Linked DNA regions of Homo sapiens: region 1 is linked to region 2. The links are chromatin loops, found by intact Hi-C in ENCODE. Cell type or tissue: Calu3. All regions are shown on one strand. Links, peaks and the distances in the headings refer to the core of each region. The heading gives the core; the rest is flanking DNA.

What was found. Peaks named below come from ENCODE experiments on the same cell type or tissue, not always from the same donor. Only the 100,000 strongest peaks of a DNase experiment are listed, where the experiment ranks them.
Region 1: it touches region 2 in a loop (2.7-fold over the local background); 1 of 110 quality-filtered maps calls a loop at or near these places.

Annotation. Positions count from the first base shown.
Region 1 is chr12:62,748,898-62,754,278 of GRCh38, forward strand. All of the region lies in intron 4 of PPM1H (protein phosphatase, Mg2+/Mn2+ dependent 1H), which reads right to left. Among named protein-coding and RNA genes, the nearest start is that of MIRLET7I, 150 kb to the left of the region's middle. In Calu3, for the core only: no CTCF peak of the experiment used is centred there; a DNase peak (open chromatin) is centred at 2,154.
Region 2 is chr12:62,658,316-62,663,696 of GRCh38, forward strand. The region is part of intron 9 of PPM1H (protein phosphatase, Mg2+/Mn2+ dependent 1H); the gene reads right to left. It also overlaps the pseudogene RPL32P26. Among named protein-coding and RNA genes, the nearest start is that of MIRLET7I, 57 kb to the left of the region's middle. RefSeq lists enhancers at 607-1,132, 634-928, 1,133-1,659. In Calu3, for the core only: no CTCF peak of the experiment used is centred there; a DNase peak (open chromatin) is centred at 2,746.

The DNA of each region.
Region 1 (5,381 bases), core at 135-5,134, 91 kb after region 2:
TCAGAATCAGGTGATTTTACAGGCAACTTTCAAGGTTAGAGTGAAATGCTTCTGAAAACAGTCTGATACACACTGGGGTAGGAAAATACTGACAAGGACTCCAGTTACTACTTTTCTTCTCAGGAGGTAATAACCACTACAATTTAGATTCTAAGTAATATAAACCAAACACAGAAGCACCAGGATGGGAGAAGCCACCCTTACTACTTCTCTTAAAACATCACAGACAAGGAACCTACTATTGAGCAAGGCCCCCAATGTAATTTCACTGTTGTCATCAGTCCCCTTGGAACGCAGAGCTACAAACAAAAAGGCATCTCTGACACTGTTAAGAGTATTCATGGGATGCCCTGATTCCATTACACACTCTTTCAGCTGAAAGTGATTCGAAACGCAACATTAAACTGCACATTTCCAGAATGGAGGAGAAAATCTGGTACAAGGTGACAAAGAGAAACCATTCGGAAAACCCTTTTTGACAGTGTATATCAATTTCAAGGCACAGGGAGGAAACATCCATTTTGTTCAAAAGCATCAGACTTTGTGGATTCTGTTTGGATGCAGCAGAAGTGTTCTTCTCTTTCAAAAGTATTAGAAACGCATTGTTGGGAAAGAAAGCAGGGCAGCTGAGGGACAAGCCAGGGTTACCTTACCATCGTCAGAGGATGGCTACTCTGTAGATGCTAATTAATGGTATCAAAAAATAGCTGAAAGGAAAAAAGTAAGCTTAACAGCCTGGAATCAGTTTGGGTGTATTTCTTGTCATTCAATTTTCAGAATGGAAACTACTAAATAAGTCTGCAAATACGATGATTCATTTAACAAGACCCCAACTATGCAATTAAGCTCCTAAGCAAAAATATTCACAAATGATGGTCAAGGGAAAAATATTTCAGATCTTTAAGTAGCAGCAAAAATAAGTGACCACTCATAGAGCCATAGCTGAGTCCCATGTTCCTTGCTTTCTTCACAACCAGCCCAGTCTGTACTCATACCACCCAGAATAATTTCTCAGTGTCATATTCAGCCACTTTCTGTAGAAACATCTTAGTCTACCATTTTGCTATACCAGCAACACTCATGAAACCCAGTGCGCCAGCGCAAAATTTTCCAGATCAGCTAAATGCCTCAGTCATTAATGAAAGGTTTTCAAGGTGCATATCATTTCTCAAAAAAAAAAAAAAAAGAGGTCTATGTGTTTGTTTTCTGTTTTTGAATTATAGTCTGCATACCATAAAATATACCCTCTTAAAGTGATACAATTCAGTGTTTTTTGGTACATTCTCAGGGTTGTGCAACCATCACCATTATCCAATTCCAGGACATTTTCAAAATCTGAAAAAGGACTCCCTATACCCTGTACTTTTTAGTAGCCACTCCCCATCTCTCCTTCGTTCTAAGCCCTTGCAAATACTAATCTACTTTGTCTCTATGGATTAATCTATTCTGGACATTTAATATGAATGGCATCATACAATACATGGTCTTTATGACTGGTTTCATTTGCTAAACAGATGTTTTCAAGGTTCATCCATGTTACAGCATGCATCAATACTTCATTCCTTCTTGTGGCTAAATAATATTCCATCACATGAACACATTTTGTTTATCCATTCATTAGTTGGCAGACATTTGTGTTTCCATTTTTTTTGAAACAGTGAATAATGCTGCTATGAACATTTGTGTACAAGTTTTTGTGTAAATATATGTTTTCAGTTCTCTTGGGCATATACCCAGGAGTGAAATTATTGAGCCATATGGTAACCTTAACTTTCTGAAGAACTACCAGTTAGCTTTCCAAAGTGACTGTACAATTTTATATTCCCAATTGGTAGGTTTTAGAACTTTCTCTTAAAGGACTCTAGAGTTCAAACTAGATTCAGATCTGAAAATCTCAGTGATTTCTTATTCAGCACCCTTTTAAAGGCACCTTGCTGAAAAAGTTTTGCCTGCATGTTTAGATTTCAATGTGTACATCACACAATGCTTTATTTTTCATCTGCATCAGAGGATATGTATTCTGCTTCTCTCTAGTGCAGGGTCAATATCTAAAATTCACAATACCGTACGGTTCCCCAGCACAAATGTATACAACCATTTGTTAAGTGCCAAATCAAGCATTTTCTTCCTCATGGCAAGTAGCCAGACTGGGTGAAGCCACCAAAGGCATTTATTTTTCTCTCTACTGCAGTCTATTTATGAGTAGGACGAACTTTTCTCTTCTTTTTAAAGATGACTGTTGACTACAATGGCTCACTATTTGTGTGCCAAGACAGGTAGGACTTGCAGAGCCCAGGAAGCAATTTCTTCACTAATACCCTGCATTGGTCACACCCTTGTTTGATTTGTGTCTGATTCGGACCTCTTTACTTAAAAAACAGCAATGTGACGGAACAACTGAGCAGGGTCCCAAGAAGAGGAGTAAACACAATTCAAGGGGTGGAAAATAGAAGCTTTGAAGAGGCTAAAGGAAAAGTGGTATTTTAGCCTGAGGGAAAGAATGAGGAACAATCTCATCACACTCGCTTTCACGCATTTAAAATGGGTTTATTCAGAGAACAGTGGGTGACCAGTTCTTCATGCTCAGAGTGAAACAGACAGGAGGAAATCACATCAAATCAGTAAAATTCTATGGTTGGAAAAGGGAAAATAATTTCTTGATCTTCACATTATACATCTGACGAAAGCTCATGGATCTCCATCCCTGGAATTCTTTAAAAAGATGTAAAGGAGCTTTGTCTATATTTGCCTGCCAAGAATCTTGAGGCGTCCTTCACTGTAATTTCTTTATGGTGCTATAAATCAGGAACTACGTCTGCTACATGAGGGCAAAACCAGACCCATAAACAATGAGATCTAGACTGTATAATGTACTGAGAATGTCTTGCAGTGTGCACTGTGGAAGTAAACAGGACCTCTTCTTTGCTACATGCTCCTGTTCAAAATAAGTTATATTACTTCATGTGGCAGGGCAGGGAGGCTCATCTGTGGTTCATGGTTAGGTTATATGGGCTAGATGCTGCACACCAGCCCTACCTGTAAGGCCTCTCTGGCTCTGCCTGGTAACAGTTACCCGGTGTCAGTTCCTTACAAGCAAAGGCCTGGGAAGCCCATCTCTCATTCGTTGAACATAACCCATTAAGTTGGGTTTGGGAGCTGGCTGTGGTGAAATGAAAAGTAATCAAAGTTTGCAGTCCAAAGTCAATTTCAAGCTATGAATTAAGTATACTGGGAAAGTGAGTTAGCCACTCTGAGAATCAATTTTCCCCACTTGATAAATACCACTTTCTTCAGACTAAATGAGTATATGTATGAAGGGACTTTATAGATTATTAGTGATGCTGAATGAATAAATTAAACTCACATATAAGAGTCAGTAGAATAGTAATTTACTTGGAACTTCGTTATTTTTGTGTAATGATAAATGTCTACAAATGGGATCTTAAGGAACTGTATGAAAGAAAAAAAAATTTTGTGACCTCACTTAGGCTTTAAGAATAAAGTGGTTATCTCACATTTTATCATTAAATAAAAATTTAACATTTTGAAGATTTCTCATTGTCATTTCCATTCATGTGTTCAGATCCCCCCAACATTCCACAGAAAAGAAGGAAGATTGACAGGGGGATTGGGGGCATTCTTGCTTCTCTTGCTCAATAGCTTTGAAACCTCACTCTGTTCATTAATATTAGAGTCTCCTTAACATTTTTCCAAGCATATCCATAATTTTTAATTTTATTGTGACAAAGAGATACATATAAAGGAGTCCCATGCCAAATCCCCTTTTCCTGCAAAAATTCTACTCAACCCATAATTTATCCAAGGCTCTTACAACTGTCCAAGTAAAAAATGAGTCTGAACTATGTCTGTGGAAACAGAAAATTCTTAGAGATAACATACATAATTTAAAAAAATTATGTGGGAATTAAAGGAGAAGAAAATGCCTGCAAATCTGCTGAGGTTCCCAGCTTGGACAACGAAGGACGATGATGCTATTAACACAGGAGAGACGAGCAGAAGAGTTGGTCTGGAGAAGACACTGCATTTTGGGCATTTGAATTTGGGGCATATGTGTGATGTCAGGTGGAGGGGCTGGTGAAGACACAGTTGGAAATGTGGGAGTGGTGCTCAGGAATGAGGTCAGGGCTAAAAAAGATTTGTGAATAGTCATGTCTATATGCTAGTTAAATTATAAAATTGAAACAAGTGTTCTAGGGAATGCATACAGAAAAAGGGGAGAAAAACAAAGCCGAGAACTGAACTAACATATTAAGTGAAAACACAGAAAAATAGGTCTGTTCTCTCATCTACCTTCTAACCTCAGCTGCCTGGCAAACTCCTCTTCACTGAATAAATCAGTTAATTTAGGTTGGCCTCTACAACATTTCCTATGGAACCCACTTCTGAATGAAAACAGGGGACGACCAAATGAAGATTCCTCATGCTCGAAAGAGTTCAGGAAACACTCTTCTTTGTCACAGGACTTTTCTGAATCTTTAATATACTCACGTGGATTGTTGTTCTCCAAAACCAGGTTCCTTTGTAACAATGCCCAAATCTAACTAAGGGATGAACATCTAACATCTTTCCACCTTTCTACCATGTGTGGGTCAGATTCAGGGACGGAAGCATTTGACTGAGCTATAGCTTAGGGATACAGTGGGCTTCACTCTTGCATCCTCACCCCCTACTCTTGAAGCCTTGTTGGATGTAAAATCGGAACTGTTCTGTTCCCTCTTGGAAAAAGGCCATGACAGACCATCTCTCTCTGCTTCCATTTTCTTTTTTGAGATGCACAGGCAGAGATAAAGAGGCTGAGACTGGTGGGGGCTTGCCTGGGAGAATGCCAGGTTCTCTCCCCCTCTCTCTGGCTTTCTCCATTCTGGTTATTCCCTTAAATAGTTTTCCAGATAAGGGGGATCAGGGCGGGCTCCCACTAACCTCATTTCCACTAGTTCTGCCTTGGAGCTTGGGCTTTCTTGTTCTGATTCTTACTTGATTTTTGTTTTTGCTGCTTCTCTGGAATAACCTTCCCTCATCACCAGGATTAGAAGTATTATTTTCCCTCTCACATTGAGAAGGTGGAGAAAAACCACAGGAAAAACTAAGTCTCCAAAACAGATAAAAATATTACAGAAGAGAATCTTGCTGCAATAAAAGGGATCAAATCCTCTGACTTCAATGGATTATATTTTAGGGCCCCAAAAGTCCTCAAAAATGAGGCTGTCACAGTACTGTTAGGGATCTGGAAGGAAGGGCATTGAAGAAGAGATGTGGCTGTGGCCAAAGATTAGAGATAGGCAAATCAGGTATAATTTTTTTTAACATAGAAGACTATGGATTCTGCACTGTGAGAAGGAGAGAGTTGGTATCCAGTCTTG
Region 2 (5,381 bases), core at 154-5,153:
TCCAAGTTTGGTTAGCTATTCCCTGGCCCTAGTTCCTCTTGGCTTTGCCCACTCCCTTCCCCTTCAGTAATAGTAACAATTTATTCCTTTCTGACAAAATGGTAAGCGTCTTCTTCTCTGAGTGTTTACATATTTGCCTCCGTTTTGAATATTCTTCCCAGGAGACCCCCCCACTGAACCTCCAGCCTTACAGAGGGGACAGTCAGTTGCAGATATTTTGCATCAGAAAACCCTTTCCAGGTTTGAGTGCCTTCTCCAAATCATGTAGGATCTTTAGGGCTTAAAAGAGAACCTTACTGGAATTATAAGGAACCAGAGGACTGTGCAGCCCAACCTCCATTACCTGCAGCAACCCCACTCCAGGATGTTAGCGCAATGCATTTCCTAGGAACAGTTCATTTCGTGACCCCACAAGAGTAAAAGAACTGCCAGCTTCCCTACAATTCAGGGCAAACTGTGATAGAAAAGAAAGAAAGAAAGAGGGGCCATCTCCTCCTTGGCATCAGGGCCAACTTCAGACTCCTTGTGGAGCCCAAGATTGTCAAAAAAAGAACCAAGAAGTTCATCCAGCACCAGTCTGACCAATATGTCAAAATTAAGCGTAACTGGCAGAAACCCAGAGGTACTGACAACAGGGCTCATAGAAGGTTCAAAGGCTAGATCTTGATGCCCAACATTGGTTATGGGAGCAACAGAAAAACAGCACATGCTGCCCAGTGGCTTCCGGAAGTTCCTGATCCACAGCGTCAAGGAGCCGGAAGTGCTGCTGCCATGCAACAAATCTTACTGTGCTGAGATCATTCACAATGTTTCCTCCAAGAACTGCAAAGCCGTTGTGGAAAGAGCTGCCCAGCTGGCCATCAGAGTCACCAACCCCAATGCCAGGCTGTGCAGCGAAGAAAATGGGTAGACAGCTCATGTGCACATTGTGTTCTAAAAAACCGTAAAAACTGCAAAAAAAAAAAAAAAAAAAAAAGAGAAAAACTTACTGCACTCATATTCTGGCTCATCCATAAAGCCGCCTTTTAATTTTCTGGTTCCTTTGTTGAGACAGTTCAAAAGAGCAAAAGGACTTAAGATACACCAGGGTCAGAAAGATCATACAGCTCATTTTTACTCCCATCTCTGCCTGAGAGGATGGTGTGAGGGTCAGAACACATCTTTATGCTAATCACCTCTTCCCTCACAGCACATTCTGGAGGGGGAGATGCTATTTTAAATTCCTTGCTGGGAAGGATGTCAACAGAGGAAGACAATGCTGGCAATTTGTTTAGAATGGCTGTCACTAGGAGGTAAAAGAAAAACAAAAAGAAAAGGAACCTACAGGCAACATAAACAAAAGCCCAACAATCAAACGACAAAAGCCCCTAGTCTTGCCTGTCTCAGGCCTCATTCCCTGCCTCTTTTTGTCCTGCTTCCTTTCTAGACAAAACTGGGAGATCCTGGTAAGACTCAAAGTAAAACAGGCCCACTCAAAACCTCAGATGCAGAAGCACCTTACCCTTCTCACCGGCTTTGTTCCATTCCCCTTCCCTCAGGCTTCCCACCCTGGGGAGAACTTTTCCCTTCTCATTTTGTGTCCAACAATAGGCTGACCTCCTTTGGTCAGTTCCCTCAGGCTTGAACCCAGCAACTCTCCACTGAAAATTAAACAGGCAAACGTGTAGTCCCAGGCTACATATGGAGAAATAGGAACTCTCTGGCCAAGGAAGGGCTAATAGAGCCTCTGGAATTATAGTGGGCCTTTCCTCATCACAGAAATTATGACTTGGCAACTTCTACTCATATTTCCATTTGGCATGACAAGATTAGAACAGCTCCCAGCTGGGAGGGCACTGGCTCTTGGGACTGAGCTCTCTTTGTCCATGAGCCTCCCAAGGAGACATCCTAAACTGGTGTGTGAGTGTGGTGCCCTCCTACCAAATTACACACAGGTATGTACAAAGATGGCAAACACATGAAAGAGAACACTGTTTCACATATTCCTAAATTATGAGTTTGACAACAGAAATAGAAAAAACAACCCTAAAATTTGTATGAAACTACAAAAGACCCAGAACAGCCATAGCAAACCTGAACAGAAAGAACAAAGCTGGAGACATCACACTTCCTGACTTTAAAATATACTACAAAGCTATATTAACCCAAATAGCATGGTACTGGCATAAAAACAGACACATAGACCAATGGGACAGAATAGAGAACCTGGAAGTAAATCCATGCATTTACAGCCAACTCATGTTCAACAAAGGTGCCAAGAACATACATTGGGGAAAGGACAGTCTCTTCAATAAATGGTGCTGGGAAAATTGGATATCCACATGCAGAAAAAGGAAACCAGAGCCCTGTCTCTCACCATATACAAAAATCAAATAATAAAAACAAATTAAAGACTTAAATATAAGACCTGAAACTACGAAACTACTAGAAGAAAACACTGGAGAAATGCTTTAGGACATTGGTCTGAGCAAAGGTTTCTTGGCTAAGACCTAAATTGTCAGTCTGAAACAAATTAAGTTTCTCTGATGTCCCAATATTGTGTAATTACTTAAAGGAACACACAGGGGTAGGAAAACAATCCTCATCTTGTTTCTCACCATCAGATTTTGCAGAATGCTTCCTGGTTGTGAATCATAATGAACAAATTACATAAATTCCATATCGTTACCACAGACTTCCTTTAACACAAATAATTTTCACGTTCATGATCTCATGAGATCATGGGCCCCTGCTGACCCCTCACACCTCATCTGTTGACATTCTGCTCCCCACCTCCAAGACCAGTCAGCCACACTGACTGTTGGGTCCCAGAATGTGCCATGTTTTTTCTCCCCAACTCCCCTGACCCTTGCCTCGCTCCTGTTTATTCTTCAGGTTTAAGTGTAGACATCCTTTGCTTTAGGTTAATGCTGCTGTAATCCCTCCAGACTGTAAACTCAAAGAGGGCAGAGCTGAGGTGTGTGTTCTTCACGAGTATCTAGCAGGCCTTGGCTCACAAAATAATAGGTCCTTAGTGGTATTTCCCAAATGAACAAATCAGAATGGGAGTTATTTGTTAAGAAGAAAACCTTGACTCTTCAGTTCCTTTTCTTTTTTATTTTTTGAGACAGGGTCTCGCTCTGTTGCCCAGGCTGGAGTGCAGTGGCACCATCTCGGCTCACTGCAACCTCGACTTGCCAGCTTCAAGAGATTCTCGTGCCTCAGCCTCCCGAATAGCTGGGATTACAGGTGCCACCATGCCCAGCTAATTTTTGTATTTTTAGTATAGACGGGGTTTCGCCATATTGGCCAGGCTGGTCTTGAACTCTTGGCCTCAAGGGATCCGCCTGCCTTGGCTTCCCAAAATGCTGGGATTACAGGTGTGGGCCACTGCACCTAGGCCAGTTCTGTCTGTTAAAACACTTTTTTTTTCCTTATTTTTAGAGAGGAAGTCTTGCTGTGTTGTCCAGGCTGGTCTTGAACTCAAGCTTAAGCCATCTTCCTGCTTCAGCCTATGGAGTCGCTCAGATTATAGGCACATGCCACTGCACCTGTCTTTACAACCATAATTGTCTAATCTGCAGACTGATAGTCTATTTCTTGCTGATAAACTGTGTTCCCCTTGCAATTTTCCCTTTCATTCATTCATCCATCTGATATAGGATTCTTTCTATTGCTTTGGTTTGCCATCTTCCCCGAAAGGCATACAGAAAACATTTTTTCTTTCCCATCCTGTTTGTTCCAAAGAGATCCTTGTGAACCCTGCCTCCGTAGGCAGCAGTTCTCGTGGACCCCAGGAGCCTGCTCTGACCTGGCATGTGCACGCTGCCCACAGGTTACCACTCCTTGGCATACAGATTTATCACTCTGGAGGAAGGCTGGTAAGCAAGACCAAGCCAGCTTAGACACAGAAAAAAAGTGCTGAGTGCCTTTTAATGCATAACTGGCAGGTGGCTTTGCAAAGCTTTATAAAAATAATCATAGTAGAGAAAAATCAACATGAGAATGTTGCTAACAAGTGGGATACATAACATGAAACTTGAAAGGCGAAAAACACATTCAAATTCAAATAAAAGAATATTTAATTATAGTGCCATCAATTCCTCCACACCTGAGCTGAATTATATCAGACAATTCGAGGAGGAGACAGATGGTCTACCTTCACGTTTCCTGAATTTCTGTTGTGAAATATGTGAGACATAACAACACACACATCTATTAGTGCTTATTATCTATTAGGCACTTCACCTAATAATATATATGCATGAGGTTAATACTGTTGGAATCTCCATTTTACATATGAACAATCAGAGAAGAGTTAAGAAATTTTCCCAAGATCCTAAATCTAGAAGGGGAAGAGCCAAAATTCAACTCGGGAAGTAATTATAGATTACAGGCTCTTAACCACGAGACTACCCTGCCTCTCATATACCATTTATAGTTTAAAAATAACACAAACAACAATGTACCTGCCATCTACTTGAAGGAACAGAATATTATCAGTAAATATCTTAGAAACCCAACAGGCCTCAAGCATATATTCCCCTTGGTATCTGCCTCTTCTCCTCTCAAAGTAACCATTATCTTGAATTTTGGGCCAATTTTCTTGGTTTTTGTTATAGTTTTAATGTCTATATCCCTAAACAATATATTGGTAGTTTTCACTTCATGTACATAGAATTCTAATGTATGTATTCCTCTATGGCTTATTAAACTCAACATTATGTTTTTGAGATTCTTCCCTGTTAATGAGCACAGCTTTGGCTCATTTTGGGGGTGGGGGAGGTGCTATAAAGTATCCCAATATTTGTTTACCCGTCCCACCACTGGACACGCAAGTTACTTCCAGTTTCTGTAATAAAAACAATTCTGTGAATATCTTCTTGCATGAACGACGATGCAAGAGTTCTTCTAGGAGAGTCGGTTCTTGAATTTTAGCAGCATCAGAATCACCTGCATGGTTTGTTAAAACACAAATGGTTGGTCCTACCATTGGAGTTTTTATTTCAGGTGGGGCCTGAAAATCTGCAATTCTCTTTTAAAAAAAAAAATTTATAAAATATATATGTAAAGGTAGAGACAGGGTCTCACTATGTTGCCCAGGCTGGTCTTGAACTCCCAGGTTCAGGTGATCCTCCTGCTTCAGCCTCCCAAAGGGTTAGGATTATAGGCATGACCCACCATGCCAGCCAAAATTTGCATTTCTAACAAGTTCCCAGGTGCTGCTGATGCCATGTAGCTCAAAGGACCGTGCTTTTCAGAACCACCACTCCAGGGTACAGACCTAAGAGTAGAACTGCTGGGCTCCATAAAAACACCATTGGTATTATGGTTATAATTGTACTGATTCTATGGATCAATTTAGGTAGGCAGCTTCACTTTGGCTCCTTAGAGCCTTTAAG